Regions from separate parts of the Homo sapiens genome. Here region 1 is linked to region 2. A link is an interaction called in ENCODE POLR2A ChIA-PET data of the cell type or tissue named here. Cell type or tissue: PC-9. All regions are shown on one strand. Each heading gives the region's core, and the rest is flanking DNA. Links, peaks and the distances in the headings are about the cores only.

Region 1 (16,968 bases), core at 7,800-12,799, 220 kb before region 2:
GGGGGGTGGGGGGCTAAGGGAGGGATAACATTAGGAGAAATACCTAATGTAGGTGACAGGTTGGTGGGTGCAGCAAACCACCATGGCATGTGTATACCTATGTAACAAAACTACATGTTCTGCACATGTAACCCAGAACTTAAAGTATAATAAAAAAAATAATTATTAAATTTTAAAAAACTAGCCAGGCATGGTGCTGCACACCTGTAGTCCCAGCTACTTGAGAGGCTACATTGGGAGGATTGCCTGAGCTTGGGAGGTTGAGGCTGCAGTTAGCTGTGACTGTGCCAGTGCACTCCAGCCTGGGCAACAGAGCAAGACCCTGTCTCAAAAAAAGAAAAAGAAAAATTCAGAGAGATTAAAGAAGGTATCAAGAAATGTAGACACAATCCATGTTCATGAATTGGAAGATCAAATGTTGTTAAGATAGCAGTTCTCCCCAAATTAATCTACAATGCAATCCCTATCAAAATCACAGCAGGCTTTTTTGAAAAATTGACAAGCCAATCTTAAAATCTGTATGAAAACATAAAGGATTCAGAATAGCCAAAATAATTCTGAAAATGAAGAAATAATTCTGATCCAGAACTTACTACAAAGCTACATTAATCAAGACAGTGTGGTACTGATATAAAGATAGGCATACAGATCAGTGGAACAGAGTCCAGGAATAAACCTTCACATTTATGATCAATTAAGTTTTGACAAAAATCCCAATGAAATTATGGAGAAAAGATGGTCTTTTCAACAAATAGTGCTAGGATATTTGGATATCAAATGCAGAAGAAATTAATTTAGATTCTTACCTCCTACCATATGCAAAAATAAACTCAAAATTGATCACACACCTACATGTAAGAGCTAAAACTATAAAACATGTAGAAGAAAACATGGGAGAAAACCTAGATGACCTTGGTTTAGGAAGAATTCTTAAGACACTAATAGCACAATTCATAAAAGAAAATATTAATAAATTGGACTTCATTAAAATATAAAATTTTGTTTCAAAAAACTATTAAGAAAATTAATTGGCCCGGGGAGGTGGTTCACATCTGAAATCCCTGCACTTTCGGAAGCCAAGGAGGGTGGACCACTTGAGCTCAGGAATTTGAGACCAGACTGGACAACAGAGCAAAATGCCATCTCCACAAAAAATACAAAAATTAACCAGGCATGGTGGCGTGCTCCTGTAGTCCTGGCTACTCAGAAGGCTGAGGTGGGAGGATCTCTTGACCCTGGGAGGCAGAGGTTGCAGTGAGCCAAGATCACACCACCGCACTAGAGCCTGGGTGACAGAGTGAGACCCTGTCTCAAAAAAAAAAAAAAAAAAAAAAATTAATTGAAAAATCACAGACTGGGAGAAAATATTTTCAAACCATAATAAGTATCTGATAGAGGACTTGTATCTAGACTATGTAAAGAATTCTTAAAACTCAAAAATAAGGCAGACAACTTAAAAATGGACAAAATGTTTGAATAGATATTTCAGCAAAGATATACAAATTGCTTAGCATATGAAGAGATGTGTACTATCACTAGTCATTAGGAAAATACAAGTTAAAAGCAAAATTAGATACCATTTTGGACCCACTAAAATGACTATAATAAAAAAGACAGACAAAGATATGTGTTGGTGATGATGTGGAGAAACTGGAGCCCTAATGCATTGCTGGTGGGAATGTAAAATGGTGCAGCCACTTTGGAAAACAGTTTGGCAGTTTCTTAAAAAGATAAACATAAGTTTACCATATGATCCTGCTATTCCATGAGAAGAGAAGTGGAAATGTGTTCACATCAAGACTCGTAGGCAAATGTTCATAGCATTATCATTCATATTAGTCAAAAAGTGGAAACCAAATGACCATCAACTACTGGATTTTTTTTTTTTTTTTAAGAGATGAGGCCTCACTATGTTGCATACTCTGAAGTCAAACTCCTGGGCTCAAACAATCCTCCTGCCTCAGCCTCCTCAGTAACTGGGACTGCAGGCAGGCACCAACATACCCAGATTATTTCTTTTTCTTTTTTTTTTTAACTGGTGGATTTCTTTAAATGATATATGTATACAATGGAGTAGTGATATAGGCTACAATATGGATGCATCTCAAAACATTATGCTTAGTGAAAGAAGTCTGATGCAATATCCCACATATGGTATGTTTCCATTTACAGTCCAGAAAAGGCATATACTAAATTAGCAGTTGCATGGGTCTGATGTGAAAACATGGATTGCCTGCAGATGGGCACAAGGGATCTTTTGGGGGTGACAAAAATGTTCCAAAACTAAGTTGTAATTTTTGCACAACTTTTATGTGTGTGTGTGTGTGTGTGTGTGAGATGGAGTTTCACTCTTGTTGCCCAGGCTGGAGTGCAATGGCGCGATCTCAGCTCACCACAACCTCCGCCTCCTGGGTTGAAGCATTTCTCCTGCCTCAGCTTCCTGAGTAGCTGGGATTACAGGCATGTGCCACCATGCCCGGCTAATTTTGTATTTTTAGTAGAGACAGGTTTTCTCCAGGTTGGTCAGGCTGGTCTCGAACTCCTGACCTCAGGTGATCCTCCTGCCTCGGCCTCCCAAAGCGCTGGGATTACAGGCGTGAGCCACCACACCCAGCCATTTTTGCACAACTTTATAAACTTTAAAAATAATTGATTTATGCACTTAAAACAGGTAAAGTTTATGTGTATAAATTATACCTTAATAAAGCTATTAAAAGTCAAAGATTATAACAGGGCCTCTCTCTCTCTGACCTAGTGACCTAGGGTAAAGAGAAAAAGAAGCTAGCCAGGCACAGGGGCTCACACCTGTAATCCCAGCACTTTGGGAAGCCAAGATGGGCTGATTGCTTGAGTCCAGGAGTTTGAGACCAACTTGGGCAACATAGCAAAACCCTGTCTCCACCAAAAATAAAAAAAATTAGCCAGGCATGGCGGTGTATGCCTGGAGTCCCAGCTACTCAGGAGTCAGAGGTGGGAGGATCACTTGAGCCCAGGAGGCAGAGGTTGTAGGGAGCCAAGATTGCACCACTGCACTCCAGCCTGGGTGACAGAGCAAGACACTGTCTCAAAAATTAAAAATTAAAAAATGAGGGAAGCTGCTGTATCTCCACTTCTTCCCTCTCTGTGCCCAGAGATATCTCTTCAGTTATCTCACATGCCCTACAAGTCTAGAGACCTCAGGTGAGGAGCCAGTAGCTCAGTATAGAAACTAAGGATCCAAGTGGACAACTGCCACCAAGTCACCACAGGGCCAGCTGCTTTGGGAGGGTGCTGCATCTGCCTCCCATACACTTCTGCCAAGTTTATGTTAGTTTGGGAGGACTGAAGCAGAATTCAGTTCAAAGTACTGTGCTGGATTTTGGTTTCTAAATATTTTCCAATAGAAAAGAACCCAGGCTTCTTGAGAAAATAGCTAGGTTCTAAGGCTAGAGCCAAAAAAATGCAAGATAAGCCTGGAGCATCTTGTAGTACCAGAAACTAAGCAAGTGCTCAAAAACAAAAGGATAGAAGCATGTCAGACAGACACAGGAGCCAATCTGAAAGAGCTCCCTGGCCGGGCACGGTGGCTCACGCCTGTAATCCCAGCACTTTGGGAGACTGAGGTGGGAGGATGACTTGAGCCCAGGAGTTTGAGACCAGCCTGGGCAACATAGGGAGACCCCATCTCTACAAAAAAGTAAACAATTAGCCGGGCATGGTGGCACACGCCTATAGTCCCAGCTACTCAGGAGGGTGAAGATCACCTGAGACCAGGCGGTCAAGGCTTCAGTGAGCCATGATTGTGGCACTGCACTCCAGCCTAGGCAATAGAGTGAGACTGTCTCAAAAAATAAAATTTTAAAATAACTGAAGAGTATAACTGGATTGTTTGTAACACAAAGGATAAGTGCTTAAGATGATGGAAACCCTATTTATCCTGATGTGATTATTACACATTGCATGCCTGTACCAAAATATTTCATGTAACCCATAAATATATACATCTACTATGTACCCACAAAAATTAAAAAATGTTTACAGGAGTGAACCACCGCACCTGGCCAGTGGAGTCTTTTTAAGGTATTATTTAGCATCTTCTGCTTATAGTCATGTCCAAAAACCAGTTGATCTTCCTACTCATTAGGGGACAAGATCAATTCTCTAAAAAATTAACCTAGCCCAAGGTAAGTGGTACTATTCTGAAATCTGAAAATCTTTAGTAGCCTCACATTATAAGCCCTTCGTAGAAAAAGAAAAGTAAGCATTTCTAGAAGCACATTTTTGTTGGACTGAGGGTGGGGCAAGGAGCAGGGGTGACTTTCATCTGAAATGTACCTAGGCAGGCCAGAGTCTGAGTTAGGACTGGCTCCTGGGACTTTGCCATCCAGGCCAAGAAGCATGCTCCAGTGTGCATGCACTCTCATCAAAGCCCTAGTCAGGAATCCCAGCCACTCCTCTCCTGTGCAGCACAAGCTGAAGGATAAGGTGTGGGGCAGTGACTGCGTGGGGCTGCCTGTGTGATTCCTGATAAAGAAATGCCTTCATGAAATGTATTGTTCCCCAATAAAGCTCATTTTCTGTGAGAATTCATGTGTCCTTTTCCAAATTAAACTAGCAAAATATGAACTTTTGTAAAAGGTCCACACCCAGCCAGTTTTCTACTCTCTAAATGTTCAGGCCTTTGCCTGTCCTTCCCTCAGCAAAAATACTGTGTTTTGGAAAACATTACCAATAAAGGAGCTGGGAGGTGGAATTGGATCAAAATACCTTTAGATGAAAGCAGCAGCACAAGCCATTCCCTTTAAATGAGCTGGCCTCACCTCTGGGGCCTATGAAGAAAAGCCTGCTTCAAGGTGATAGTTTTCATTTTGCTTCCCAGCACCTCTGCAGTCATAACCAAAGTGAAGGACAATATTGCATGACTTCAGAAGAAAGCCATCCAGCCACCTTGCAACATGTTCAGGAAATTCTGGACTCCCTTGGGGCTTGCAAAACTCCCTATGTCTTGCAGACCAAAAGCAAGTTCTCAGTCACCTAGCTCTAGTTTGCATAATTAAAGAAAGTGGAAGCTGGTTCTTTTCTGGGTGACCCTTCACCCAACCAAGCTCATAAGGACTTGTGACAAAAATAAGAGCAATAAAATGAAGTTTTAACAGTGAAAACTTCTATCACTTAGATAAGCAGGAAAAGCCAGTCCCCTAGATGCCCATCTGACCCTACCTTACTGGGGTCATACAGCCAAAGCAGTGTCCACTTCAGGTACTGTAATGTTTTGAAGTTGACACATATAATTTAATGTAGTTTCATGTCATAAGTTATAAGACTTTTCAGAGAAACAATTTAGTAATATCTTCTGTAATACCCATCTTCATTTTTTATATGAAAAAGCATAGCCTATGATCTGTCACCTTGCTCACTCCCACATCCTTACCTCTTATCCTTCTCACATCGTCCCATTAACACATTATCCATCTTTGGGGGGAAAAAATACACTAAATTTTAGACAGAGTCACTTTCACTATGGCCACAATGGGAGAAAAGACAGTCCACCTTCAAAGTCAACCAGAATGACTCTTAACCTCTCTTGTCTGGGTTGGGCATCCAGATAAGATTTTCTTCGTACAAAGAGTCTTGCTACTAGGAAAAAGAGTTTGAAAATCACTAGTCTAACTAAATATCTCACTTTAAAAAAAGCACAAACTAAGACTCAATGAGGTTTATCTTCCACAAGATCAGCCAGTTTTAGCAGAGCAGTTGCTAAAACCCAGGTCTCAAACTCCTTGTCTATGGCTCATCTAACTAAGCAACAAAAAGCCCAATGAGCTCTGGAGAGAGAGAGGGAGCTAAAACAGGACTCAATCAAAACCCACTTGGGATTAGGGAAGCCACCCTCTGTGAGTGAGTTAAACTGAGATTCCCTCCCCTTCACCCTGGCTTCCTTTGCAGAACAAGGGTCACCGCCAGAGGGAAAGCTGAGTTTACGGAGGGGATCCTGGTTGGAGTCAGAGTATACCTTGGTTTGGTTTTGTGGGGTTTTTTGAGACAGGGTCTCACTGTCACCCAGGCTGGAGCACAGTGACAGTCATAGCTCACTATAGCCTCAGACTCCTGGCCTCAAGCGATCCTCCCACCTCAACCTCCAGAGTATCTGGGACTATAGGCACGTACCACCATACCCAGCTAATATTTTTTTTAATTTTATATTTTTTAGAGACAGGGTGTCACTATGTTACCCAGGTCTCAATCACTATGTTACTCCTTGCCTCAAGCAATCCTCTCACCTTGGCCTCCCAAAGTGCTGAGCTTACAGGTGTCAACCACTGTGGCCAGCCACGCATTGGTTTTAAGGTCCAGAATTTTTCTGTTTGGAGCCTTCACAATTAGTTTTAGGTTGGGAGACCGTGAACCCACCAAGCAGCCCTTTAGAGGCTGGAAAAAGAGTTTGGAAAAAGAACTCTGTGGCTTTAGGAATTTCTCTCGGAAATCCTCTAGGGCAGAGAAGGAAAATTTACCAAATGGGAGAGTGTATTAGTCTATTCTTACATTGCTATAAGGAAATACCCCAGACTGGGTAATTTATAAAGGAAAGAGTTTTAATTGACTCACAGTTCCACATGGCTGGGAAAGCCTCAGGAAACTTACAATCATAGCAGAAGGCAAAGGGGAAGAAAGGCACCTTCTTCACAGGGCGGCAGGAAGGAGAAGTGCAGAGCAAAGTGGGGCAAAGCCTCTATAAAGCCATCAGATCTCATGAGAACTCACTATCATGAGAACAGCAGGGGAGAACCACCCCCATGATCCAATCACCTTCCACGAGGTCCCTCCCCCAACACGTGGGGATCACAATTTGGATTACAATTCAAGATGAGATTTGGGTGAGGACACAGAGCCGGACCATATCAGAGAGAAAGCTATTACTGAAGACCTTTCTAACTCACTTCTGTAAAGATCAATTCAATAAAAGCAGCAAACACACATACTTTGCTTTCCTTGTGATTAATGCCTTGACTTTTTTGTGGAAAGTAACACCCCAAGAAAGCCAGCTACTCATGTTGGCAATAAAGGTAAAAGTATCTATGGAATAAGGACCATTTTTAGGACAATACTTTCCCTACTACTTAGTTCTAGTCCCTTTTTTGTAGAATTCTGAGGACTTTCTACATACACAATCATGTCATCAGCAAATAAAGATTATTGTACTTGTTCTTTGCCAACCCATATGTCTTGCCTTACTGCCCTGGTTAGGACCTTCAGAACAATACTGGATATAAGTGGTGAAAGCACATATCCTCCCCTTGTTCCTAATTTTAGAGGGAAAGTACTCAGTCTTTCGCCATTAAGTACAATGTCAGCTGTAAGTTTTCCTAGAGACCCTTTCTCAGCTTGAAGATGTTCCCTGGTATTCATAGTTTGCTAAAAGGTTTTTGTCATTTTAAATCATAAATGGGTGTTGAATTTTGTCAAAGGCTTTTAATGCATCTATGGAGATGATCCAAGTTTTTTTCCTCCTTATTTCTGCTAAGGTTGTATAATTATGCTCATTGGTATTTTAAATGTTAAATTAACCTTGCGTTCCTGGGATAAGACCCACTGATCATGATGCATTTTCCTCTTTGTAAATTGCTGTATTCATTTTAGTTTCTTCAGGATTTTGCCTATGTTTGAAGGATATTGGTTTGTAATTTTTCTTGTAACATCTTTGTCTGGTTTTGAAATCAAAGTAATACTGGCCTAATAAAATGAGTTGGAATGTGTACTGCCCAATTCTATTTTCTGAAACTTCTGCATGGATGAAGGATTCTATTATTCCTTCCTTAGATGTTTGATACAATTCACCAGTGACATCATCTCAGCCTGTGAATTTCCCTTATGAGACAATTTGTAATTATGACTTTAAATACTTTCATTAAAATATGTATATTTAGGAATGTTTTTTCTTGTGTCATTGTTGGAAACATGTTTCTTCCAATGAATTCTTCCATTTCATCTGTTTTCAAATGTATTTGCATAGTCATTCATAATATCCTCTTACTATTCCCTTAATTAATGTAGAATCTTAGTAGTGTTTTCTCTCTTTTTTTTTTTAAGAGACAGGGTCTCACTGTATTGCCCAGGCTGGAGTGAGGTGACTATTCACAGGCACAATCCCACTGCTGATCAGCACAGCAGTTTTTACCTGCTTCATTTCCAGCCTGGGACAGTTCACCCCTCCTTAGGCAACCTGGTGTCCCCATGCTCCCAGGAGGTCACCATACTGATGCCAAACATAGTGCAGACACCTGACTGGCATGCATATTACAGCCAAGAACTCCTGGTCTAAGCAGTGCTCCCACCTCAGCCTCCTGAATAGCTGGGACTATAGGCGTGCACCACCGCATCTGGCAGTGTTCTCTCTTTTCCTAGATACTGGTAATTTGAGTCTTCTTTTCTCTTGATCAGTCTCAAAAGAAAACAGCTGGGTGTGGTGGTGCACGCCTGTAATCCCAGCACTTTGGGAGGCCGAGACAGGTGGATCACTTGAGGCTGAGTTCAAGACCAGCCTGGCCAACATGGTGAAACCCCATCTCTACTAAAAATACAAAAATTAGCCAGGCATGGTGGCAGATGCCTGTGATCCCAGCTACTTGGGAGGCTAAGGCAGGATAATTGCTTGAACCTGGGAGGCAGAGATTGCAGTGAGCCAAGATCATGCCACTGCACTCCAGCCTGGGCAACAGAGTCTGTCTCAAAAAAAAAAAAAAAAAAAAAAAAAAAACCACATTATTTTGCCTTCATTTTTGAAGGATATTTTCACTTGTTTTCAAATTGTCCTTTTTTTTTTCCTTTTGGCACTTCAAAGATACCACTCCATTGTCTTCTGGCTTGCATAGCTTTAGACTATAAGTATGCAGTAATTCTTATCTTGGTTTCTCTGTATATATTGTATCTTTTTTTCCTCTGGCTGCTTTTAAAAATTTTCTCTTTATCAGTTGTTTTTCAGCAAATTGATTATATGCTTTGGTGTGAGTTTGTATGTGTGTAGGTTTATCCTGCATGGGGTTCATTGAGTTTCTTGAATTTTTGCATTAGCATTCTCAACAAATGTAGAAAATTTTTCAGCATCACATCTTAGTATTATTTCTTTTCTTTTTCTTTTTTTGAGACAGGGTTTCACTCTGTTGCCCAGGCTAGAGTGCAGTGGCATGATCTTGGCTTACTGCAACATCTGCCTCCTGGGTTCAGGTGATCCTCCCACTTCAGCCTCCCAAGTAGCTGGAACTACAGGTGCGTGCCACCATGCCTGAGTAATTTTTTGTAGTTTTTGGAGAGGTGGGGTCTTGCTATGTTGCCCAGGCTGGTCTTGAACTCCTGGGCTCCAGTGAGTCACCTACCTCAGCCTCCCAAAGTGCTGGGATTACAGGCATGAGCCACCGTGCCCAGCCAGTATTATTTCTTAGCATTCAGAAAATGAGGCCAGGCACGGTGGCTCACAACTGTAATCCTACCACTTTGCGGGGCCGAGGTGGACAGATCACGAGGTCAAGAGTTCTAGACCAGCCTGGCCAGCACAGTGAAATGCCATCTCTGCTAAAAATACAAAAGTTAGCTAGGCACGGTGGTGGGCACCTGTAATCCCAGCTACTTGGGAGGCTGAGGCAGGATAATTGCTTGAACCTGGGAGGCAGAGGTTGCAGTGAGCCGAGATCACACCACCGCCCTCCAGCCTAGGTGACAGAGGGAGACTCCATCTCAAAAAAAAAAAAAAAACTTAATGAGACCCCAGTGCAGATTTCTGGAGCACTTCTGCATAACACCCCCTTATCTGAATTTTTTCCCAACTTTCAGCTGCCTCAGCCTCCCTGAACTACTCCAATATCACTGTCTCTCTCTCTGCCTCTCTCTCTTCAACTCAGTGAGAGGATTGTGCTCTGCTTAGGATTTCTCTCCTTGCTCCATGGTCTAGAATGTGCCTCCAAATAGAAACCTAGGTGATAATAAAGCTCACTTCATTTGTTTCTCCTTTCTCAAGAATCACAATCCTGTGCTACCTCTAATTCAGTATCAGAAAACAGCTGTTTCATACATCTTGTCCAGTTTCTTCCTGTTTACATTGACAGGATAAATATTGTCCCTAATACTTCATCATAGATTAAAGCCAAAGGTCATTTATGCTTTTTAAAAAAGTATTTACTTTGGGAGGCTGAGGTGGGTGGATCACTTGAGGTCAGGCGTTCAAGACCAGCCTGGCCAACATGGCAAAACCTCAACTCTACTAAAAATACAAAAATTAGCTGGGCATGGTGGCATGTGCCTGTGGTCCCAGCTATTTAGGAGGCTGAGGCACAAGAATTGCTTGAACCCAGGAGGCAGAGGTTACAATGAGCTGAAATCACCCCACTGCACTCCAGCCTGGATGACAGAACGAGATTCCATCTCAAAAAAAAAAAAAAAATTACCAACAAATTTTGGGAGGTAGTATGGAGAAAACATGTGTTCAGTCTACCACATTTAAATGGAAATCTACTTCAATTTTTTTTTTTTTTTTTTTGAGACAGGTTCTTACTCTGTCACCAAATTGGAATGCAGTGATGCAATCACAGCTCACTGCAGCCTCAACTTCCCAGGGCTCAAGCCATCCTCCCAGCTCAGCCTACTGAGTAGCTGGAACTACAGGTGTGCACCACCAGGCCTGGCTAATTTTTTGTATTTCTTGTAGAGATAGGGTCTCACTTTGTTGCCCAGGCTGGTCTTGAACTCCTGGGCTGAAGTGATCCCCCCACCTCAGCCTCCCAAAGTGCTGAGATTACAGACATGAGCCACTGCACCCAGCCTACTTCAATTTTTTAAATTACAAACATAAGACATAATAGTTTTCAAATTAGTAATTATTCCAAAACAGAGGAATAAGATTATTTTCACCAGGGATGGTGGCGCACACCTGTAATCCCAGCACTTTGGGAGGCCGAGGCAGGTGGATCACCTGAGGTCAGGAGTTCACAACCAGCCTGACTTACATGGTGAAACTCCATCTCTACCAAATACCAAAAATTAGCCAGGCATCATGGCGCATGCCTGTAATCCGAGCTACTTGGGAGGCTGAGACAGAAGAATCGCTTGTACCTGGGAGGCAGAGGTTGCAGTGAGCCGAGATTGCACCATTGTACTCCAGCCTGGGCAACAAGAGTGAAACTCCGTCTCATAAAAAAAAAAAAAAAAAAAAAAAAAATTGTTCTCAACTTTTTGCCAAGGTGTCTGTGGTCATTTTGATAAGGATTGGCTTGAGCCATAAGTCAGTTCCACATCCAGTTGTTTTCTTTACTTACTTTCAACAGGATCTTTTGATAAAAGAACTATGCCAGGTTTGTTCTGCCTTCTCTCCAAGCCCTATGCTTGTCATTAGTTTAACTTAAGCTGACTATTCAAGCATCCTTACAGTAGTATGACTTGTATATGTTTTTGCTCTAAGTACAACTTTAAGTAATACCTCTGTAATTTTGGTCTCTGCTCTACCTTTATTAACAAAATCCATATCCTACACATACTCTGGAAAATGTCCATTGATTTACCAGAGAAGTAACCATATTTTTTTTTAACTTTGATGGCCTTTGCCACTATCGGACAAAGCATCACAAGAAACAATATCCTTAGGGATCATTCACAACCCAATAAAGTCCAATTTTCAGATATTCAGCACTGTATTTCCTATTTGAACTCTTCTTTTTCAGCTACTGTGCCAAATCAGCACTCCTGCTGATTATATTCTCCTAGCTCATAAAGATTCATGGTGTGTATTCATAGTGTAACCCTATTAAGTATTTACACTTACAACATTATTCTCTATTGCACTATTGACAATATTATTCTTCATCATTAATTTTACTCTTTGATGAACTACTTTTGAATCATGAGAAATAATGCAACACAATAGTAACAACAAAAATGTAGATTTTGTCTGGGTGCAGTGGCTCACACATGTAATCCCAGCACTTTGGGAGGCTGAGGCAGGAGGATTGCTTGAGTCCAGGAGTTTGAGATCAGCCTAGGCAACATAGCAAGAGCCCATCTCCACAAAAAAAAAAAAAATTATTTTTAATTAGCCAGCCAGCTGGGTGCAGTAGCTCATGCCTGTAATCCCAGCACTTTGGGAGGCTGAGGCGGGTGGATCACCTGAGGTCAGGAGTTTGAGACCAGCCTGACCAACATGGTGAAACCCCGTCTCTACTAAAAATACAAAAAATTAGCCGGGCATGGTAGGCACCTGTAATCCCAGTTACTCGGGAGGCTGGGGCAGGAGAATTGCTTGAACCCAGGAGGTGGAGGTTGTAGTGAGCTGAGATCGCACCATTGCACTCCAGCCTGGGCCACAAGAGCAAGACTCTGTCTCAAAAAAAAAAAAAAAAAAATTAGCCAGGCATGGTGGCTTGTGCCTGTGGTCCCAGCTATTCAGGACACTGAGGTGAGAGGATGACTTGAGCCTGGGAGGTTGAGGCTGCAGTGAGCCATGTTCATATCAATGCACACTCACCTGGGTCACAGATAGAGACCCTGTCTCAAAAAAAATAGATTTTTATGACTAAGATTTTAACACTCATAATGTGAAACATATTCAAAATAAACTATAACTGATAACTGAAATTGGCTATGATGAACTAGCCAAAATAGTCCTTGCAGTAAACGTCATGAAACAATTATTAATAAAATAATAAAATTTCTATGATAGTTGTAATCTTTTTCTTTTTAGCTTTTTTTAATGAGACAGAGTCTTGCTGTGTCACCCAGGCTGGAGTACAGTGGCATAATCTCGGCTCACTGTAACCTCCGCCTCCTGGGTTCAAGCAATTCTCCTGCCTCAGCCTCCCGAGTACTTGGGACTACAGGCATGTGCCACCATCCCTGGTTAATTTTTCTATTTTAGTAGAGACAAGCTTTCACCATGTTGTCCAGGCTGGTCTCGTATTCCTGATCTCAAGTGATCTGCATGCCTCGGCCTCCCAGAGTGCTGGGATTACAGGCGTGAGCCACCGCGCTCAGCCAGAAAACCTTATCTTATTATTTATTTATTTATTTATTTATTTATTTATTTATTTATTTTTGAGACAGACTCTTGCTCTGTCGCCCAGGCTGGAGTGCAGTGGCATGATCTCAGCTCACTGCAACCTCTGCCTCCTGCGTTCCAGCAATTCTCCTGCCTCAGCCTTCCGAGTAGCTGGGATTACAGGTGCATGCCAACACATCCAGCTAATTTTTGTATTTTTAGTAGAGATGGGGTTTCACCATGTTGGCCAGGCTGGTCTCAAACTTCTGACCTCAGGTGATCCACCTGCCTCAGCCTCCCAAAGTGCTGGGATTACAGGCGTGAGCCACCACACCCAGCCCTTAATCTTATATTTTAAACAGTTAAGTGTATATGAACAAAACTGTTTCATCACTCTTTACTCTGAAACTATCAAACCAGTTGCAAACTCCTTGACAGACCACCAGAGTTTTGTGGACAACCTTTGAGAAACCGTATTCCAGGATAGGCATTCGTATCTCTAATCAGTCGTAGTAATTACTGATTTTCAGGGCTCCACACATTGAAGGCATTTAATAACCATTTAATAAATGATTAGTCAATATTTATTGGTTTTGTTCATAAGCACTATTCTAAACTCTGAGGATATAGCAGTGAAAAGACATTGTTTCTATCCGGAGGTGCTTCCTCTCTAGTGGTGAAAAGCACACAATACAAGGAAATACAAGTTAAAAAATATTAGTGATATAAAGTTCTACAGTTGAATGTCCCCTCGAAAACTCATGCTGAGGCCCAGTGCAGTGGCTTACACCTGTAATCCCAGCACTTTGAGAGGCCAAGGTGGGTGGATCACTTGAGCTCAGGCGTTCGAGACCAGCCTGGCCACCATGGTGAAACCCCCGTCTCTACTAAAAATACAAAATTAGCTGGGCATGATGGCACACGCCTGTAGTCCCAGCTACTCAGGAGGCTGAGGCAGGAGAATCACTTGAACCTAGGAGGTGGAGGTTGTAGTGAGCCAAGATTGAGCCACTGCACTCCCGTCTGAGTGACAGAGCAAGACTGTGTCAAAAAACACACACACACACACACACACACAAAAAAAACAAAAACAAAAACAAGCAAAACCAAAACTCATGTTGAAACTTATGACAGTATTAAGAGGTGAGACCTTTAAGAAATGATGACAATATGAGGGCTCTGCCCTCATGAATGGATTAATGCCATTATCACAGAAGAAGTTATCATGGGAGCTTGGCCCCCTTTTTCTCTCTGTCTCAAACACTGGTTTGCCCTTCCACCTTCCACCATGGAATAATATAGCACGAAGGCCCTCATCAGATGCCAGCACCTTGATACTGGATTTCCCAGCCTCCAGAATGGTGAGAAATAAATTTCTTTTTTTATAAATCATAGTCTGCGGTATTCTGTTATAGCAACACAAAACAGACTAAGACATAAAAGGAAATAGTATAATGATATAAGTTGTGACTTCAAGAGGGCAAGAGCTACTTCAGATGGGTGCTCAAGGAAAACCTTCTGATGAGGTGACATTTGAGAGCAGAGAGCAAAGTGATGAGGAGTAGGCAAACACTGAGGAGCTGAGACCATTTTAGGTAGAAGGTCAGTACATGCAAAAGCCCTAAGGCAATAGTAATGGTTTGGCCTTTTGGAAGAACTGAAAGAAGGCTGAGGTACCTGAAGCAGAATGAGCAAAAGGAATGATGGAATGAGAAGAGGCTGGGAATACAGCCAAGTGCTAGATTAGCAGAGACTTGTGGGCTGTGGTGAGGACTCTGGGAAGCTACTAGAAGACTGTAAGCAGGGGAGTGACCGGAGCTAATTTACCTTCATAAAAGACCACTGGATAGTGCATGGAGTATGCAGGGGTTGGAGACAGGCAAAGTGAGGGTAGAGAGACCAGCTACAAGGGTTTTTAATAATCCAAGCAAGAGGTGTCTAGGGTGGAAGCAGTGAAGATGGAGAGAAGTGGATAGATTTTGGAAGTATTTTTTCATCTAGAACAGGTAAGGCTTGCCATGCATTGACTGAATTAATCAAGGAGTCCATTAATGAATCATTACTAAAATGGGGTGATCCAGAGGAGAAAGGTCAGTGTGTGCTGTGGAAGTTAAGGAATGCTTTCTGGGGGAGGCAGAATGAGAGCTGGGCTTGAGAAATGAGCTAATTACAGCTGAAGAAAAGTGAAACAGTAGGGATCTGATCTTAAACAAAATCAATGAGGTGGGAATGAGCTTCCATGTGTTTGGGGGATCTTGAGGAACCTGCCTGCTAGCTTGGTGTGGATATTGGTTGTTGAGGAACAAGCAGGATGATAGGATAGGGTGAGATGGGAAGAGCCTGGATGTAGTAGATCTGGAAAGCCCAGATGAGTGAACCTTGTACCTACCCTCTACTTAATCCCCAGAGAGGTGTACCATAGGCTTCCTATCAAGCTGACTGGCATTGAGCCCTTTCTCCAAGTTTTATTCCTCGACCCAGACATTCACTTTATTGCCTCAGGAGAGGTTCAGTGTGATCACTGACCTGCTCAATGTCAAGGTGACTGGTGAGTCAGTGGGCTTGGAACTGGAACAGGTCCTTGTCACATTTACCATCCCTGGCAGATACGGCAACACCTAACAGTCTATAAATGCCTCAGATAATAAGTAAAGTATACCATAAACTCTGAGCTATGGAGGCATCAGTCCGTCTCTGCCAAAGGTGGTAGTTTTTTCCAGCATTAGATGGGAAGCACCTCCAGGGCTGCCTGTTCAACCACCCACCCCCAAAGCAGCAGCAGCAGCTCCTCCTCCTCCTCCTCCTCCTCTTCCTTCCCCCCACCCCACCCCTCGCCCAGCAGGCTGGCAGCCCAGCCTTTCCTGTCTCTACCAAGGAAGGTGTGTGTCCCACAACTCCACGAAAGGGCCCCTGTTACACCTGGAGAGGAGGCTTGGATTTTAAAATGCCAGACTCTCTAAGAGACCCCACTGAGGTGGTCAAGCTTACATTTCCAGGCCCTGTCACCTCTGTGACTATAACAGATACTTCCCTGCCATGTGGTTCCAGCTCAACTGTAAGCTCTACAAAGGCAAGGATGATGCTATCTCATACCTGCTTGTCCCCAGCAGCCAACACAGTGAGTGTTTAGAATGCATTCGCTAAACAAATGATTGACCATGATGTGGACTTAGGGATGGGACACAAAAACTGCTCAATGCCTATGCAGCTCCTCTGGAGGTCTGCTCACCACCTCCATGGAATAACAGCTGCCTTTTACTCAGTTGTGCATTACGGTGGTAGGCACATTTCCCACAGCAGTTCATTTAATATTCACAACATCCACCTTTTATGGGGAGCATGCTTATCTGCATTTTACTGATGAAGAAACTGAAGGTAAGATGAGTTAAGGTCACACTGCTAGCAAGAAGCAGAGCCAGGACTCCCACCGAAGTCTGACTGACCCCAAAGCTCTCATCCTTTCAGATTGTAAGCCTAGAGTGCTTCTGTGAGCAAAGTCACTGGAGTCTTCCACCTGCCACTGGGATGGCAATACAGCAACCCTTTAGCTCCCCCTCCCACCTTGGCAGGAAGCGGTTTATCAGATTAACAACCTGCCTGCTCCCACAGCAGCGACCAGTGCTCTAAGGAAACAGAATTGGGCTGGGCTCAGCCTTCTGTGGGGGCCAAGGACACAGGGATACCCCAGGCCTTGGAACTGGGGTGCTACCTTGTGCTTTTCCCCTTCCCAGCAGGAGATCCTAATGTATCCTTTGACATCAATGTCAGTATGAAGTAATAGGAACTACACAGAATTTGGAGACAGACAGACATGGGTTTGAGGTTTGAGCCTTGACAGGCTTTGTGCCCTTGGACAAGCAGCATAGCCTCTCAATTCTCAGTTTCTTCAGCCAAAGAATGGTTTCATGACATCATGGGAGTTATCTTCAGTATTAAATGAGATGGCATGTTTAAGGAGCTCACTCCACAACTGG
Region 2 (16,968 bases), core at 7,430-12,429:
AAAGCCATTGCATCTTGGGGAAGGGGCAGAACTGCGTTTTGTGCCTAGTACTACATCTGGGGTGGGCAGGAGCACTAAAGACCAAACACACCAGATCAAAGGACATAATGAAGCCTAAGACTGAATTTATTTATTTATTTATTTAATTTATTTTTTTCTTTGAGACAGAGTTTCACTCTTGTTGCCCAGGCTGGAGTGCAATGGTGCGACCTTGGCTCACTGCAACCTCTGCCTCCCAGGTTCAAGTGATTCTCCTCCCTCAGCCTCCCAAGTAGCTGTGATTACAGGCATACAGCACCACGTCTGGCTAATTTTTGTATTTTTAGTAGAGATGGGGTTTCACCATGCTGGTCTTAAACTCCTGACCTCAGGTCATCCACCTGCCTCAGCCTCCCAAAGTGCTGGGATTACAGGCGTGAGCCACCACGCCCAGCCATTTATTTTTTTTTAATTTAGAAACAGGATCTTACTTTGTGGCTTAGGCTGGAGTGCAGAGGTGTCATAGTTCACTACAGCCTCAAACTCCTGGGCTCAAGCGATCCTCCCACCTCGGCCTCTCAAGTAGCTGGGACTACAGGCACATACTACCACACCTGGCTAATTTTTAAAAATTTTTATACAAGACAGGGTCTCACTATGTTGCCCAGGCTAGTCTCAAACTCCTGGCCTCAAGTGATCCTCCTGCCTGGGCCTCCCAAAGTGTTGGGGATTATAGGCATTAGCCACTGTGCCTGTCTAAGACTGAGGCTTCATCAGAACAATAGAAAACACTGTTGCCCCTCCAACTCTTCTGTAATAAGTAACAAATGGAATACTGCTGAAGACAGACCCTTTTAAAATGTTATGCAAAGGGAAAACCTAAAGACACAAAATTCCTCTGGCAAACAGCTCCTACTCTAAAAATAAGGTATTACTAAGGGAAAAATAAAGTATTGCTAAGGGAATTTGAAGCCTATGGTGCACTGATGATACCACAGAAACAACAAACCTCAAACTCAACCCATCTCTGGACTATATTAACTTGAATCTCCCACTTTAAAGGCCTAGCAGAAGGAAAAATGTGCCCATTTCCAGGCAGAAAAACTATTTGACTCAGTCTGCAGTCCTACACAAGATATCCAGCTTTCAACAAAAAAATTACAAAGCATAGGAAAAGGCAAGGAAAAACAAAGCACTCCCAAAAGACAAAGCAATCAACAGAACCAGCATTACATATGGCACAGATGTTAAAAATATCTGTGATGGTTAATACTAAGTGTCAACTTGATTGGATTGAAGGATATAAAGTATTGATCCTGTGTGTGTCTGTGAGGGTGTTGCCAAAAGAGATTAACATTTGAGTCAGTGGGATGGGAAAGGCAGATCCACCCTTAATCTGGTGGACACAATCTAATCAGCTGCCAGCGAATATAAAGCAGGCAGAAAAATGTGAAAAGGAGATACTGGCCTAGCCTCCCAGCCTACATCTTTGTCCCGTGCTGGATGCTTCCTGCCCTCAAACATCAGACTCCAGGCTCTTCAGTTTTGGGACTCGGATTGGCTCTCCTTGCTCCTCATCTTGCAGACGGCCTATTGTGGGATCTTGCGATCGTGTAAGTTAATACTTAATAAACTCATATATATATATATGAGTTATATATATGTATGTGTATTATATATAATATACATGTATTTTATGTTATATTTTATATATATATATATATATATATATATATATATATATATATATATCTCCTATTATTCCTATATATATCCTATTAGTTCTGTCCCTCTAGAGAACCCTGACTAATATAGATTTTGGTACCAGGAGTGGTTCTAGAGGAACAGAATATTAAGGATGGAGTTCTTAAATTGGTTTGGGGGTTTCTGGAGTTGGCTGCTTAATACGGTAAGACCCAAAAATGCTAAGGACTCTACTTCTAACAGTATGGAGCACACTGATAGTTCTTGGCATGAACTGTTTGTAGAGAGTTACGCAAAATAAATGCATTTGACACTCCTGATTTACTATTTGTGAGAGGCAAGCAGTTTAGTGACTCTATACATAATACCTTTGACTATATGTGGAGAACCAAGGAATGTAATGAAGTTGGTTGGTTGCTCCTAAGTTCACTGGACAAATTGATGAAAGAAAATGATGAATTCAGGGGATTCTGTCCCCCTGCTTCAGAAGCAGATACTACGCCTCAAATCTGCTAAGATTGCCCTGAATGAGAGTAGACAGTCACAAGCTCTTCATGCGAGTGGCTGACCTGCAACGAAAGATGCATGCACAGCCTTGCCAGGTGTCTACTGTTAAAGTGAGGGCATTGATTGGAAAAGAATGGGACCCTAAAACTTGGAATGGGGACATGTGGGAGGACCCTGATGAAGCTGGGGACATAGAGGTTTGTAAACTCTGATGAACCTTTTTTGTCAGAAGGAACAACTTCCCCATCCCCAGTAGTGGAAACAACCCCTCCCCAACCCATGCTGCCATCAGCCTTTCTGCCTTTGTCTGAGGAGATGAACCCTGCGCTGCTTGAGGCAACATTGATGCCCTCCCCTGAGGCAGTTGCCAGGGAAGATAATGTTGATTCTCCTCAGGAGCCACCCCCAACACCTGTTTGCTTCTAGACCTATAACTAAGTTAAAGTCTCAGTGGGACCCTAGAGGGTGAGGTTGAGTGTGACCCATGAGGAGGTGTGCTACACTTGAAAAAAACCAAGTTCTCTAATTTATATAAACAGAAATCTGGAAAACAAACCATGGGAATGGATATTAAGGGTATGGGATAATGGTGGAAGGAACAGAGTTGGATCAGGCTGAATTTATTGATTTGGGCCCACTAAGTAGGGATTCTGCATTCAATGTTGCAACTTGGGGAGTTAAAAAAGGTTCTAATAGTTTATTTGCTTGGTTAGTTGAAAGACGGACTAGAAGATGGCCCACTGTGAGAGAGCTGGAAACGCCTGATCTCCCTTGGTTTAATGTAGAGGATGGAATCCAAAGGCTTAGGGAGACTGGGATGGTGGAGTGGATTAGTCACTTTAGACCTACTCATCTCAGCTGGGAGGGTCCAGAAGACGTACTCTTGACCAATGCCTTTTGAAATAGATTTGTGAGGGCAGCACCTGCATCTTTGAAGAGGCCTGTAATTGCTCTTCTTAGTATGTCAGATCTAATGGTGGGAACCGCAGTTACTCAACTACAAAATTTAAATACAATGGGAATAATTGAATACTGAGGTGCCGGGGCCAAGTGGCAGCACTCAACCATCAAACGCAAGGTAGGCATAGCTACTGTCATGAACAGCAGCGGCAAAGCGGCAATCAGAATAGTCTGACTTGTGTAGAGCTCTGGCATTGGCTAATTAATCACGGTGTTCCTAGAAGTGAAATTGATAGGAAGTCTGCTCATTCCTACTTAATTTATACAAGCAGAAAACTTCTAGGTCAAATGAGCAAAATACTAATTTGAATTATAAAAACAGAGATTCATGGCCCCCATAGGTGAATCACAGCAGAGACCTCTAGGATTTTGGAGCGAGACCCTGCCATCTTCTTCAGATAACTACTCTCCTTTTGAGAGACAGCTGTTGGCCTGTTACTGGACTTTGGTGGAAACTGAACCATTGTTCATCATAGTCATGAAGTGACTATGGGTCATCAAGTCACCACGCGACCTGAACTGCCTATCATGAACTGGGTGCTTTCTGACCCATCTAGCCATGAAGTGGGCTGTGCACAGCAGCACTCCATCATCAAATGGAAGTGGTATGTACGTGATCAGGCTTGAGCAGGTCCTGAAGGGACAAGTAAGTTTCATGAGGAAGTAGCTCAAATGCCCATGGTCTCCACTCCTGCCACCCTGTCTTCTCTTCTCCAGCCCGCACTGATGGCCTCATGGGGAGTTCCCTATGATCAGCTGACAGAGGAAGAGAAGACCAGGGCCTGGTTCACAGATGGTTCTGCACGATATGCAGGCACCACCTGAAAGTGGACAGCCACAGCACTACAGCCCCTTTCTAGGACATCCCTGAAGGACAGCGGTGAAGGTAAATCTTCCCAGTGGGCAGAACTTCGAGCAGAGCACTTGGTTGTGCACTCTGCATGGAAGTAGAAATGGCCAGATGTGTGATTATATAATGATTCATGGGCTGTAGCCAATGGTTTGGCTGGATGGTCAGGGACTTCAAAGAAGCATGATTAGAAAATTGGTGACAAAGAAATTTGGAGAAGAGGTATGTGGATGGACCTCTCTGAGTGGCCAAAATCTGTGAAGACATTTGTATCCCATGTGAGTGCTCACCAACGGGTGACCTCAGCAGAGGAGGAGTTTAATTATTGAGTGGATAAGATGACCTGTTCTGAGGACACCACTCAGCCTCTTTTCCAAGCCACCCATCGTCGCCCAATAAGCCCATGAACAAAGTGGCCATGGTGGCAGGGATGGAAGTTACACATGGTCTCAGCAACATGGATTTCCACTCACCAAGGCTGACCTGGCTACAGCCACTGCTAAGTGCCCAATTTCCCAGCAGCAGAGACCAACACTGAGCCCTTGATATGGCACCATTCCTCACGGTGATCAGCTAGCTACCTGGTGGCAGGTTGATTATATTGGACCTTTTCCATCATGGAAAGGGCAGAGGTTTGTCCTCACTGGAATAGACACTTACTCTGGATATGGGTTTACCTATCCTGCATGTAATGCTTCTGCCAAGACCACCATCTGTGCACTCACGGAATACCTTAAACACCATCATGGTATTCCACACAGCATTGCCTCTGACTAAGGCACTCACTTTATGGCCAAAGAAGTGTTGCAGTAGGCTCACGTTCATGGAATTCACTGGTCTTACCATGTTCCCCATCATCCTAAAGCAGCTGGATGGATAGAATGGTGGAATGGGCTTTTGAAGTCACAATTACAATGTCAACTAGGTGACAATACTTTGCAGGGCTGGGGCAAAGTTCTCCAGAAGGCCATGTATGCTCTGAATCAGCATCCAACATATGGTACTGTTTCTCCCATAGCCACGATTCACGGGTCCAGGAATCAAGGGGTGGAAGTGCAAGTGGCACCACTCACCATCACCCCTAGTGACCCACTAGCAAAATTTTTGCTTCCTATTCCCTCAACATTAATTCTGCTGGCCTAGAGGTCTTAGTTCCAGAGGGAGGAACGCTACCACCAGAAGACACAACAACGACTCCATTAAACTGCAAGTTAAGATTGCCACCTGGACACTTCGGGCTGTTCCTACCTTTAAGTCAACAAGCTAAGAAGGGAATTACAGTGTTGGCTGGGATGACTGACCCGGACTATCAAGATGAAATCAGTCTGCTAATCCACAACGGAGGTAAAGAAGAGTATGCATGGAATACAGGAGATCCATCAGGGCATCTTAGTATTACCATGCCCTGTGATTAAGGTCAATGGGAAACTACAACATCCCAATCCAGGCAGGACTACAGATGGCCCAGACCCCTCAGGAATGAAGGTTTGGGTCACTCCACCAGGAAAAAAAACATGACCTGCTGAGGTGCTTGCTGAAGGCAAAGGGAATACAGAATGGGTAACGGAAGGTTAGTCATTAATACCAGATACCACTACGTGACCAGCTGCAGAAACAAGGACTGTAATTGTCATGAGTATTTCCTCCTTCTTTTGTTAAAATCATGTTTGTGTATGTATACATTTGTACTAAGAAAATATATTTTATCATGTGACATAAGATTTATTGACTTCATATCAGCATTTAAGTACTGTTAACTTTATGTAATAGTATTTGAGTCAGGGATTGGTGTGTTTCCAGGTGTACAAAGGATAGTTGTATTATGTTAGGCATAATTATTACCTCATTATTGTCTTTATTTGAAGATTATGTATGATCTCAGGAGATGTGCATAGGTTCAAGTTCAAGCTGACAAGGGGTGGACTTGTGATGGTTAATACTGAGTTAGTATCCAAGATCAATACAAAGTACTGATCCCGGATGTGTCTGTGAGGGTGTTGCCAAAAGAGATTAACATTTGAGTCAGTGGGCTGGGGTAGGCAGATCCACCCTTAGCTGATGGGCACAATCTAATCAGCTGCCAGTGAATATAAAGCAGGCAGAAAAATGTGAAAAGGAGAGACTGGCCCAGCCTATATCTTTCCCCCATCCTGGATGCTTCCTGTCCTTGAACACTGGACTTCAAGCTCTTCCGTTTTGGGACTTTGACTGGCACTTCTTGCTCCTCAGCTTGTAGGCAGCCTATTGTGGGACCTTGTGATCATGTAAGTTAATACTTGAAATAAACTCCCATATATATATATATATATATCCTATTAGTTCTGCCCCTCTAGAGAACCCTGACTAATACAACATCTGACAGAGAATTTAAAATAACTGTGATTAATATGCTAAAGGCTCTAAGGGAAAGGTGAAAAACATAAAATTAGATAGGTAATAGCAGAAAAATGAAAACTATGAGTCAAAAAGAAAAGCTAGAGATGAGCTGGGCACAGTGGCTCGTGACTGTAATCCTAGCACTTTGGGGAGGCTGAGATGGGAGGATCACTTGGGCTCAGGAGTTCGAGACCTGGGCAACACAGTGAGACCTTTTCTCTTTGAAAAAAAAAAAATTTTTTTTTTGTTAAAGAAAAGCTAGAAATGAAAAACAGTAACAGACGTAAAGAATACCTTCAGTTGGCTCATCAAACAACTTGACAAAGCAATGGAAAGAATGAGTGAACTTAATAATTTGTCGGTAAAAATGTTTTAGTCAATGGAAACTGAAAACACAGAGAAAAATGATAGGGGCAAAACGAACAGAGCAACCAAGAGTTGTTAGACAACCTTGAACAATCTAACACATGTATAATTGAAACCCCTCAAGAAGGGAGCATGAGAAGAAATACTTGAAGAAATAACAACCAAGGGCCGGGCGTGCTGGCTCACGCCTATAATCCTAGAACTTTGGGAGGCCGAGACGGGCGGATCACCTGAAGTCGGAAGTTTGAGAACAGCCTGACCAACATGGAGAAACCCCGTCTCTACTAAGAATACAAAATTAGCCAGGTGTGGTGGCACATGCCTGTAATCCCAGTTACTTAGGAGGCTGAGGCAGGGGATCATGGCTTGAACCCAGGTGGCTGAGGTTGTGGTGAGCTGAGATCACACCATTGCACTCCAGCCTGGGCAACAAGAGTGAAACTCCATCTCAAAAAAAAAAAAAAAAGAAAGAAATAACAACCAAGAAGTTTCCAAAATTTGTGGCATACACAAATCTATAAATCAAAGAAACTCAGAGAAAAAAAAAAAAGAGAGAAAAAAAAACCCAGATCTGGGTATATCATATTCGACCTGCTACAAACAAAGAGAAAAGCTTGAAGGCAACCAGAGGAAAAAATACATTACATGTTGAGGAACAAAAATAAGAATTACAACAGAATCCTGGCTGGCATGGTTTCTGACAAGAAGATAGCAGAGTGATTTAAAGTGTTAAAAGAAAAAAACTGTCAAGGCAGAATTCAATATCCTGCAAATATATCTTTTAAAATTGAAGAAATAAACATTTTATCAAACAAAAACCAGCACTAAAGGAAATGATAAAAGAACTTCTTAAAGCAGAAAAGATAAGATACCAGACAGAAACATGGATCTGCACAAAGAAAGAGTGCTGAAACAGAATATCTTGAAGGAAAAACACATTTCATTAAAAGTTTTTCAATTTCTATGAAAGAAAACTTTAATGCAAAATTAGTAGCATATATATTTGGACAATATGTAAAATGTATGACAATTTCACAAAAGAGGTAGAAAGATTTGAAAACACACTGTTGTAAGAGCCTTAGATTACACATGAAGTGTATAGTTATTTATTCATTTATTATTATTTATAATTTATTATTTGAAGGTAAACTCTATTTATTGTAAAACCTGGAACAACCACTAAAAAAACTCTTGAAAGATGTATAAATAAATAAGTCAAATGTGAAGATAAAAATGGAATCACAATAAATATCTAATAAATCCAAGAGAAGGTAGAAAAAAAGAAACAAAGAAACAAAGAACAGATGGAATAAACAAAATAGCTAGCAAGGTGACAGATATCAATCCAAGTAAAATTACAAAACTGAGACCAAACTTGACAGCAAAAGAAACTATGAGACTAAATTGTTTTTAGTTTTTTGTTTTTCTTTGAGATGGAGTCTTGCTCCGTCACCCAGGCTGGAGTGCAGTGGCGTGATCTTGGCTCACTGCTGCAACCTCCACCTACCGGGTTCAACCGATTCTCCTGCCTCAGCCTCCCGAATAGCTGGGACTACAGGCATGTGCCACCACACCTGGATAATTTTTTTGTATTTTTAGTAGAGATGGGGTTTCACCGTGTTGGCCAGGCTGGTCTCAAACTCCTGATCTCAGGTGATCCACCTGCCTTGGCCTCCCAAAATGTTGGGATTACATGCGTGAGCTACTGCACCCAGCCAGTTTTTATAGCTTTATTGAGATACAGTTCACACATTATAAAATTGACCTCCCTCAAGTGTACATATATTCAGTGGTTTTTAGCCTATTGAGAGTTGAACAATCATTTATCAGACTGCATTTTAAAAAGTACCCATCTATATGTTGTTTATCAGAGATATAAACACATAAACTGAAATTAAGATGGGAAAAAATGTAGTACAATTTATCTTAAGAAATCTAAATCAAGGCAGGGCACGGTGGCTCACGCCTGTAATCCCAGCACTTTGGGAGGCCAAGGTGGGTGGATCACAAGGTCAGGAGTTCAAGACTAGCCTGGCCAACATGGTGAAACCCCGTCTCTACCAAAAATACAAAAATTAGCCAGGCGTGGTAGTGGGCGCCTGTAATCCCAGCTACTTGGGAGGCTGAGGAGGAGAATAGCTTGAACCCGGGAGGCAGAGGTTGCACTGAGCTGAGATCTGGCCACTGCACTCCAGCCTGGGCGACAAAGCAAGGCTCCGTCTAAAAAATAAAAATTAAAAAAAAAAAGAAATCTAAATCTAAAATATTAAAAACCTGAATCTAGCAATGGGAATGTGTTGTATCTCTATGTGATCTACAGCACAAACATGTTTTTAGTATTTTGATAACTGTACCTCAGTAGAAGTGGCTTCCTTTGCAATCCTTTGTACTTGGTTTTACGCATTAAAAAATATTATTTTAAGAAGGGGTCCACAGGTTCCAGACTGCCAACAGTGTTGATAGCAGACACAAACACAAAAACGGTAAGAACCTTTGTACTTAAGAAACTCTTGAAGATATACACAAGGAAACATAAGCAAGAATGTTCAGAGTAGCACTGTTTGCAAGAGCAAAAAGGAGAGTGGATCAATAAATTGAGGTATAGTCACTGACAGACTTTTCTAAAAGTCCTTAAAATGACAGAACTGGAGTTACATGTATAAACATGGACAAATTTCTTAATCTAAATACATGGGTGTTTGATACAATAATCTTTAGATTACTACACACCACCACCATTACCCTATACTATTTTTATTTATTTATTTTTCATTTATCAATGTAAAAATTTCATGGATTACCACCAGTCCAAATACTGGCATTTAGGAACCAGTGCCTATTACCATCCTGCTTCCAGCAAAATCCATCCAAAATCACACTTATTAGTCAGCAATGGTATTAAGCACAATACAAATTCCTTAGGAAATCTTTCTCCAAACCACCTAGTTGAAATTAATTTTCCCCGCCTAGTCTCCGTAGCAATTCCTATCTAACTCTCTACTTACCAAATTTCTGAATTATATTAAATATAGTCTATGCATACCTGATTTCTCAAGTGTAAGTCCTTTAATGGCTGAGACAGTGCTTTGTGTTTCACAAGTTCTCAAAATCATGTCTACTGGATTTGATTTATTCACCTCTACCCACTGTGAAATAAATCCTCAACAATGGCTTAAAAGCTGTGTTTTCATCTTTAGTATCTATACTAAAATAAAATCTGATTACAAAAATAAAACTTCCCATTGTAAAACTTAAGATTTCTACTATTCATAATCTCAATAGTACCTCTTCCTATTTTAATTATACTGAATAAAATAACGTGTGGAAAGTATTTTATATAGAATAATACAAGAAAAATATAAGAAAATAACTTTGAACAATGTAAAACAAGATATATTTATTCTGAAGAAATTACATATTCATGTTACCATGTTTGAGATTATGATCATTTTGCACTGGAATACAGAATGATGTATGAGTTAAGTATGCCCCCTACTGACTGAATAAATACTTTAAAAGCCAAAAAACAACATTCACAGAGTATAAGAATATGGTCCAAACAAATGTACCACATGAAAACCAAATGTGCCTTTACCATGCAAATGGGTTTCATAAAAAGACCTTTGCAGATCTTAAGTATATTTAAGATAGAATTTATTGGAGAAAAGAGAGACCTGAGAAGAAAGAAGGGCAATTTTGAATTCACTGCCCAGGGTCACCACATTAAACAACTTTAGGAAGCATCATTCACATTATAGTATACATCTGTGGTTCCCAATTGGGGCAATTTTGTCCCCCAGGGGACATTTGGCAATGTGTGCAGAAACATTTTTGGTCATCGCAACCTGAGGTAGGAGAGCCGTTACTGGCATCTAGTGGGTAGAGGCCAGGGATGCTGCTAAACATCTACAACGCATGGACCAGCTCCGTAAAACAAAGTATCTTCTAGCCAAAAATGTTAAAAGTGTTGAGGTTGAGAAATTTTGCTCTGCATGGTGTTCCTTCTCAAGTCATGCAACAGGGCAATGCTATGAGTTTTACCCAAAAAAGTCAAATAAAATTTGACTTCCTTGAACTTTGTTGAATGGGTCAAAGAAGGATTAAATCTCTGAAATCCAATATAATAATTTTTTGCCATCTTCATTTGGGCTAGAAAACTGCGGTCTATACAGCTTCATATCTTTACCTTTTATCTCTGTTCTAGGGATGATACAATCTGTGCACAAACCCTTGATCAGCTAATGATACTTTTTAAAGATACTGGGCTTTCCCATCATACCTGTGTTTCCATTTCCATCATCCTTTGTTTTATTTCTCTTATTTCTGCTTGTGTTTCAGCTTCTCTAAGTCGAATGGTCATCAGTTCATCTTGTAACTCATTCATAGCATTTTTCTTGGGTGGGTCTTTCCATCTCCCAGTAGTACGAGCTAAGTGGCGCTAAAGCATAAAAAATTATATTGCAACAAATACTCTCAGTATCAAAATAAGAGCTAATATTACTGAGCGCTTATTTCAGGCCTGTGATATATAAAACACTTTCCACACATTATTTTATTTAATCCCTAGAAAATCCTATTAATCAGGCACTATTATCATCTGAATAAAAGGGTTTCATAAAAAGACCTTTGCAGATCTTAAGTATATTTAAGATAGAATTTATTGGCCAGGCGCAGTGGCTCTCACACCTGTAATCCCAGCACTTTGGGAGGCCAAGGCGGGCAGATCACCTGAGGTCAGGAGTTTGAGATCAGCCTGGCCAACATGTTGAAACCCTGTCTCTAGTCTCTACTTCAAAAAAAAAAAAAAAAAAAAAAAAAAAAAAAGAATTTATTGGAGAAAAGAGAGACCTGAGAAGAAAGACAGGCAATTTTAGAATTCACTGCCTAGGGTCACCATATTAAACAACTTTAGGAAGCATCATTCACATTATTGCCATTATTGGTTCCCAACTGGGGCAATTTTGCCCCGCCAGGGGACATTTGGCAATGTGTGTGGAAACATTTTTGGCTTTTCACAGGTAAGAAAATGAACACTGTGATTAAGTAACTTTAGGAGGATCACACACAGCCAGTGCAGATCTGGGATATAAACTCAAATACAGTTCAAATTTTTTCTCTATATACTGAGGATTAATTCTTGAAAAGATTACAATTTTCACTGTAATTTTTTTAATGAGAGATTTTTCATATTATCTTCAATGAAATCCCAATACATTAGAAAAAAAATGGGGCCATTAAGGAAGGAATGTTAGAAGTTAAGGGCAGTGTTTCTCAAAATATCTGTGATAAAAGACAAGTTTTGTCTTTTTTGTTTTAAAATTTCAAGTTTATTGCAATCTGATACTTTGTCAAAACATGTTTTAAAAAAAGGCATGACAATGTCAAGGCCTAATTTCGGTCCTTATATAGAATATGTATTTTGTTCCTTGTCAACATTTCCCTCATACATGAATAAATTTGTGGTCACATACCAGATAAATGTCATTTATCTGGTGAGGTAACTAAGTTACTAATTTATACATTAAATTTATAATGTTGTCACCCTTCTGGTGTTTCACACTAACCAACAATGGACTTAATATCAAAGTTTAAGACAAAATATGTATTATATAGAACACTTTCACAGTTTGCAGAAAAAGTTACACAAGGCACAATGGTACAATGACAAAAATATTATCTGATGTCTACTGTATCTTTTATTTTATTATAAGAATTAAAGAGGGAGAAACAGCTTAAGTGCACTTTCAGTTTATAAATACTCTCAATTTTGACATTAAACAGGGTCTCTCTCACTTTAAACTCATCTACTATAGGTCATCAGGTACTTCAAACTCTTACAAATTGGATATTTCGGTTTTACTCTCTTTTAAAAAAGCACACAAAATATATTAATATACCTGCCAGTGTTCCTCTAAATCCTTGACTTGCTGTCTAAGTTCTTTCAAACCCATAATGGCTTCTGCTTCTCTAAGTTTCACAGCAATGAGTTCTTCCTGAAGCCTTGCAATATTATTCTCATCAGGAAGGGAGTTATTCCTCTAAAGAAGAAGAAAATTTAATTTGGGATTTTTAAATTTAAGGAATAAAATACAGCACACACAACAGCTATTGTGTTCCACACTTAAATGTATTTAATTTTATACAGCTATACTGAAATATAATTCACAAACTATGAAACTCACCCTTTTAAAATACACAAGAGCCAGTGGTTTTTAGAGTATTTACAGGGTTGTTTAAACATCACCATGACCTAATTTCAGAATATTTTTATCATGCAAAAAAGAAAACCTATACTCATCACCAGTCATTCTACATTCCCCACTTCCCCATCCCCTGGCAACCACCAATCTACTTTTTGTTTCCATGAGTTTGTCTACCTGGACATTTCTTATAAGTGGAATCATATGTATTTATAGCTTTCTGTGACAACCTTACTTCACTTAGAACAATGTTTTCAAGGTTCAATCTTTTTTTTATGCCAAATGATATTCCACTGTATAGATATACCACATTTAATCTATTTATTCATCAGTTAATAGAAATTTGGGTTGTTTCCACTTTTTGACTATTATAATGTTGCTATGAACATTGGTGCAAAAGTTTTTGTGTAGACTTAGGCTTTCCATGTTCTTAAGATATACTTAGGAGTAGAACTGCTGGCTCAGATGGTAATTGTTCTATGTTTAACTTTTAAGAAACTGCCAAACTTTTCCAAAGCAGCTGTACTGCTTTTCATTTTCACTAGCAATGTATGAGGGGAACTGCACTTAATTTTGAGAACACAGAAATCTAACTCTGATTTGTTAATAAAATACTAATCAGAGTTACGGAGCAACAGGATTAAAATTTTTTTCAATATGGCAATAAACTTACTAACTTCTGATCAGGACTCCAGATAAAGCATGAACATCATTTACTTTTTAAATATTCATAGAAAATAGTAGTCCAAAATCTGTTTTTGTTGTATTTCCTCAGCATGTTATTTTTGAGAGGCATCAAATCTCTGTGTATTAGTCACTATTTACATCAACAGTCAAGAAATTAATACAAATTAAACAATTTACCAATTGATTCAAATGAAATGACTGAAATTAACTTGATTCATGGATACAAGGTTTATTTATATTTTTCCGTAAGTTATTGGGGTACAGGTGGTATTTGGTTACATGAGTAAGTTCTTTAGTGGTGATTTGTGAGATTTTGGTGTACCCATCACCCAAGCAGTATACACTGCACCTTATTTGTAGTCTTCTATCCCTCACTCCCCTCCCACTCTTCCCCACAAGTCCTCAAAGTCCACTGAATTATTCTTATGCCTTTGCATCCTCCTAGCTTAGCTCCCACATATCAGTGAGAACATACGATGCTTGGTTTTCCATTCCTGAGTTACTTCACTTAGAATAATAGTCTCCAATCTCATCCAGGACACTGCAAATGCTGTTAATTCGTTCCTTTTTATGGCTAAGTAGTATTCCATCATATATATACATATATACACCACAGTTTCTTTATCCACTTGTTGATTGATGGGCATTTGAGTTGGTTCCACGATTTTGCAATTGTGAATTGTGCTGCTATAAACATGCGTGTGCAAGTATCTTTTTCAAATAATGACCTTTTCTTCCCTCTGGGTAGACAGATACCCAGTAGTGGGATTGCTGGATCAAATGGTACTTCTACTTTTAGTTCTTTAAGGAATCTCCACACTGTTTTCCATAGTGGCAGTACTAGTTTACATTCCCACTAGCAGTGCAGAAGTGTTCCCTGTTCATTGCATCCACGCCAACATCTACTGTTTTTTGATTTTTTGATTATGGCTAATCTTGTGGAAGTAAGATGGTATTACATTGTGGTTTTGATTTGCATTTCCCTGATCATTAGTGATGTTTAGTATTTTTTCTTTTTTTTTTTGAAACGGAGTCTTGCTCTGTCGCCCAGGCTGGAGCGCAATGGCACAATCTCGGCTCACTGCAACTTCTGCCTCCCGGGTTCAAGCAATTCTCTGCCTCAGCCTCCCGAGTAGCTGGGATTACAGGCGCCGGCCACCATGCCTGGCTAATTTTTTGTATTTTTAGTAGAGACAAGGTTTCATTATCTTGGCCAGGCTGCTCTTGAACTCCTGACCTTGTGATCCACCAACCTCGGCCTCCCAAAGGGCTGGGATTACAGGCGTGAGCCACCGCACCCAGCCGATGTTTAGTACATTTTCATGTTTGTTGGCCATTTGTATATCTTCTTTTGAGAATTGTCTATTCATGTCCTTAGCCCACTTTTTGATGAGATTGTTTTCGTCTTACTGATTTGAGTTCGTTGTAGATTCTGGATATTAGTCCTTTGTCACATGTATAGATTGTGAAGATTTTCTCCCACTCTGTGGGTTGTCTGTTCACTCTGCTGACTGTTCCTTTCTCCGTGCAAAAGCTCCTCAGTTTAATTAGGTCCCAGCTATTTATCTTTGTTCTAATTGCATTTGATTTTGGGTTCTTGGTCATGAAATCCTTGCCTAAGCAAACGTCTAGAAGGGTTTTTCCAATGTTATCTTCTAGAATTTTTATAGTTTCAGGTCTTAGGTTTAAGTCCTTAATCCATCTCTTAAGTTGATTTTTGTATAACGTGAGAGAAGAGGATCCAGTTTCATTCTCCTACATGTGGCTAGCCAATTATCCCAGCACACGGATACAAGACTTAGATCAATTTCCCACCATATTAAAAGATAAAAAGGATACAGGGTAGCCCAGTATCAAACTTCTCTGGAGAGTTACCAAGAGATCCAAAATGAGGCCGTAGGGAAAGCTCCCTAGATAAAAAGGTAAACTGAGGTAACACTGAGATTTCAAGGCCTGATTCTATGAAATTTTCTATCTCTAAATATTTCACGGTACACATGCAAATTTTTGCTCATAGGGATGATGGAATGAAGTTATTCTCACCAATTACACTTTCTTATAATGGACTTTAAATATTTTCTCAATTGAAAACCAAAAATTTACTGCATATTCATTTAAAAGACTGCTGGAAGCAGAAAAAAAGAGGATGCTGCAGGAAGAAATTACCATAGGAAGCATGCTACCTTTCAAATTCCTTTCTACTTTATAACATGAAAAACAACACAGCCACTTACGAAATCCATTTTTGAATGGAACCCAAATACACTTCTATCAAATATTCAAAATCTTTCTAATTGTAAGACACAGATTCTGCTCTAAATCATGTAACCCAGAATACGCCTAAGTTAAAGACCAAATATTCTGTTAGCCATTTCTTTCAGCATTCTTGCTGGCTTTTTTTCTCAACAAATCGAGATAATACATTATCCAGAAATATAAAAATAGGAAGGAGCTTTCTAGCAAAATTATTCCATTACTGATTCTAGTTACACTTGTTCTGTTTCATTAAGAAAATAGTTAAAAACACCTGAGACTGTTATGTCCATTATCTATCAGGTTTTTGGATTCAGTAGGTAGCTATTACCTAAGAGTAAAAAGGAACAAACGACACAGAGCCCAGGCCACCAATAAATTTACAGATAAGGAAACAAGAGATTTGGAGTTTGTAATCTAGAACTTTTAAATCTGAAAGCTATAAGAAACCTGAAGTTCTTCTACTCCCATTACTTATCTCATCTTTGATGTTCTTTAATATCCTTGAAAAGAAGTTAGCTTCTGTAAGTACATTCAGGCTAAAAGGAACTTCCTACATATCCTGAGGTAACTTGTTCTAGATTGGACAGTTCTAACAACTACACTCAGATGAAATTTTCTTTTTTTTTCTTTTTTTCTTTTATTATACTTTAAGTTTTAGGGTACATGTGCACAATGTGCAGGTTTGTTAAATATACATACATGTGCCATGTTGGTGTGCTGCACCCATTAACTCGTCATTTAACATTAGGTATATCTCCTAATGCTATCCCTCCACCCTCCCCCCACCCCAAAACAGGCCCCAGGGTGCGATGTTCCCCTTCCTGTGTCCATGTGTTCCCATTGTTCAATTCCCACCTATGAGTGAGAACATGTGGTGTTTGGTATTTTGTCCTTGTGATAGTTTGCTGAGAATGATGGTTTCCAGCTTCATCCACGTCCCTACAAAGGATATGGAACTCATCCTTTTTAATGGCTGCATAGTATTCCATGGTGTATATGTGCCACATTTTCTTAATCCAGTCTATCATTGTTGGACATTTGGATTGGTTCCAAGTCTTTGCTATTGTGAATAGTGCCACAAGA

The links. Peaks named below come from ENCODE experiments on the same cell type or tissue, not always from the same donor. Only the 100,000 strongest peaks of a DNase experiment are listed, where the experiment ranks them.
Region 1: POLR2A ChIA-PET joins it to region 2 with 10 read pairs; 2 of 35 experiments call an interaction of 5 or more read pairs at or near these places.

What each region holds. Positions count from the first base shown.
Region 1 is chr1:92,394,324-92,411,291 of GRCh38, forward strand. It overlaps RPAP2 (RNA polymerase II associated protein 2), which reads left to right. Exons shown (of 13, transcript NM_024813.3): 13 at 1-7,733. It also overlaps the pseudogene RN7SL824P. Among named protein-coding and RNA genes, the nearest start is that of GFI1, 84 kb to the right of the region's middle. In PC-9, for the core only: no CTCF peak of the experiment used is centred there; a DNase peak (open chromatin) is centred at 10,498.
Region 2 is chr1:92,613,155-92,630,122 of GRCh38, forward strand. It overlaps EVI5 (ecotropic viral integration site 5), which reads right to left. Exons shown (of 20, transcript NM_001350197.2): 15 at 12,640-12,780; 16 at 11,022-11,180. Among named protein-coding and RNA genes, the nearest start is that of GFI1, 130 kb to the left of the region's middle. In PC-9, for the core only: CTCF peaks have their summits at 10,238 (motif pointing left) and 10,437; no DNase peak of the experiment used is centred there.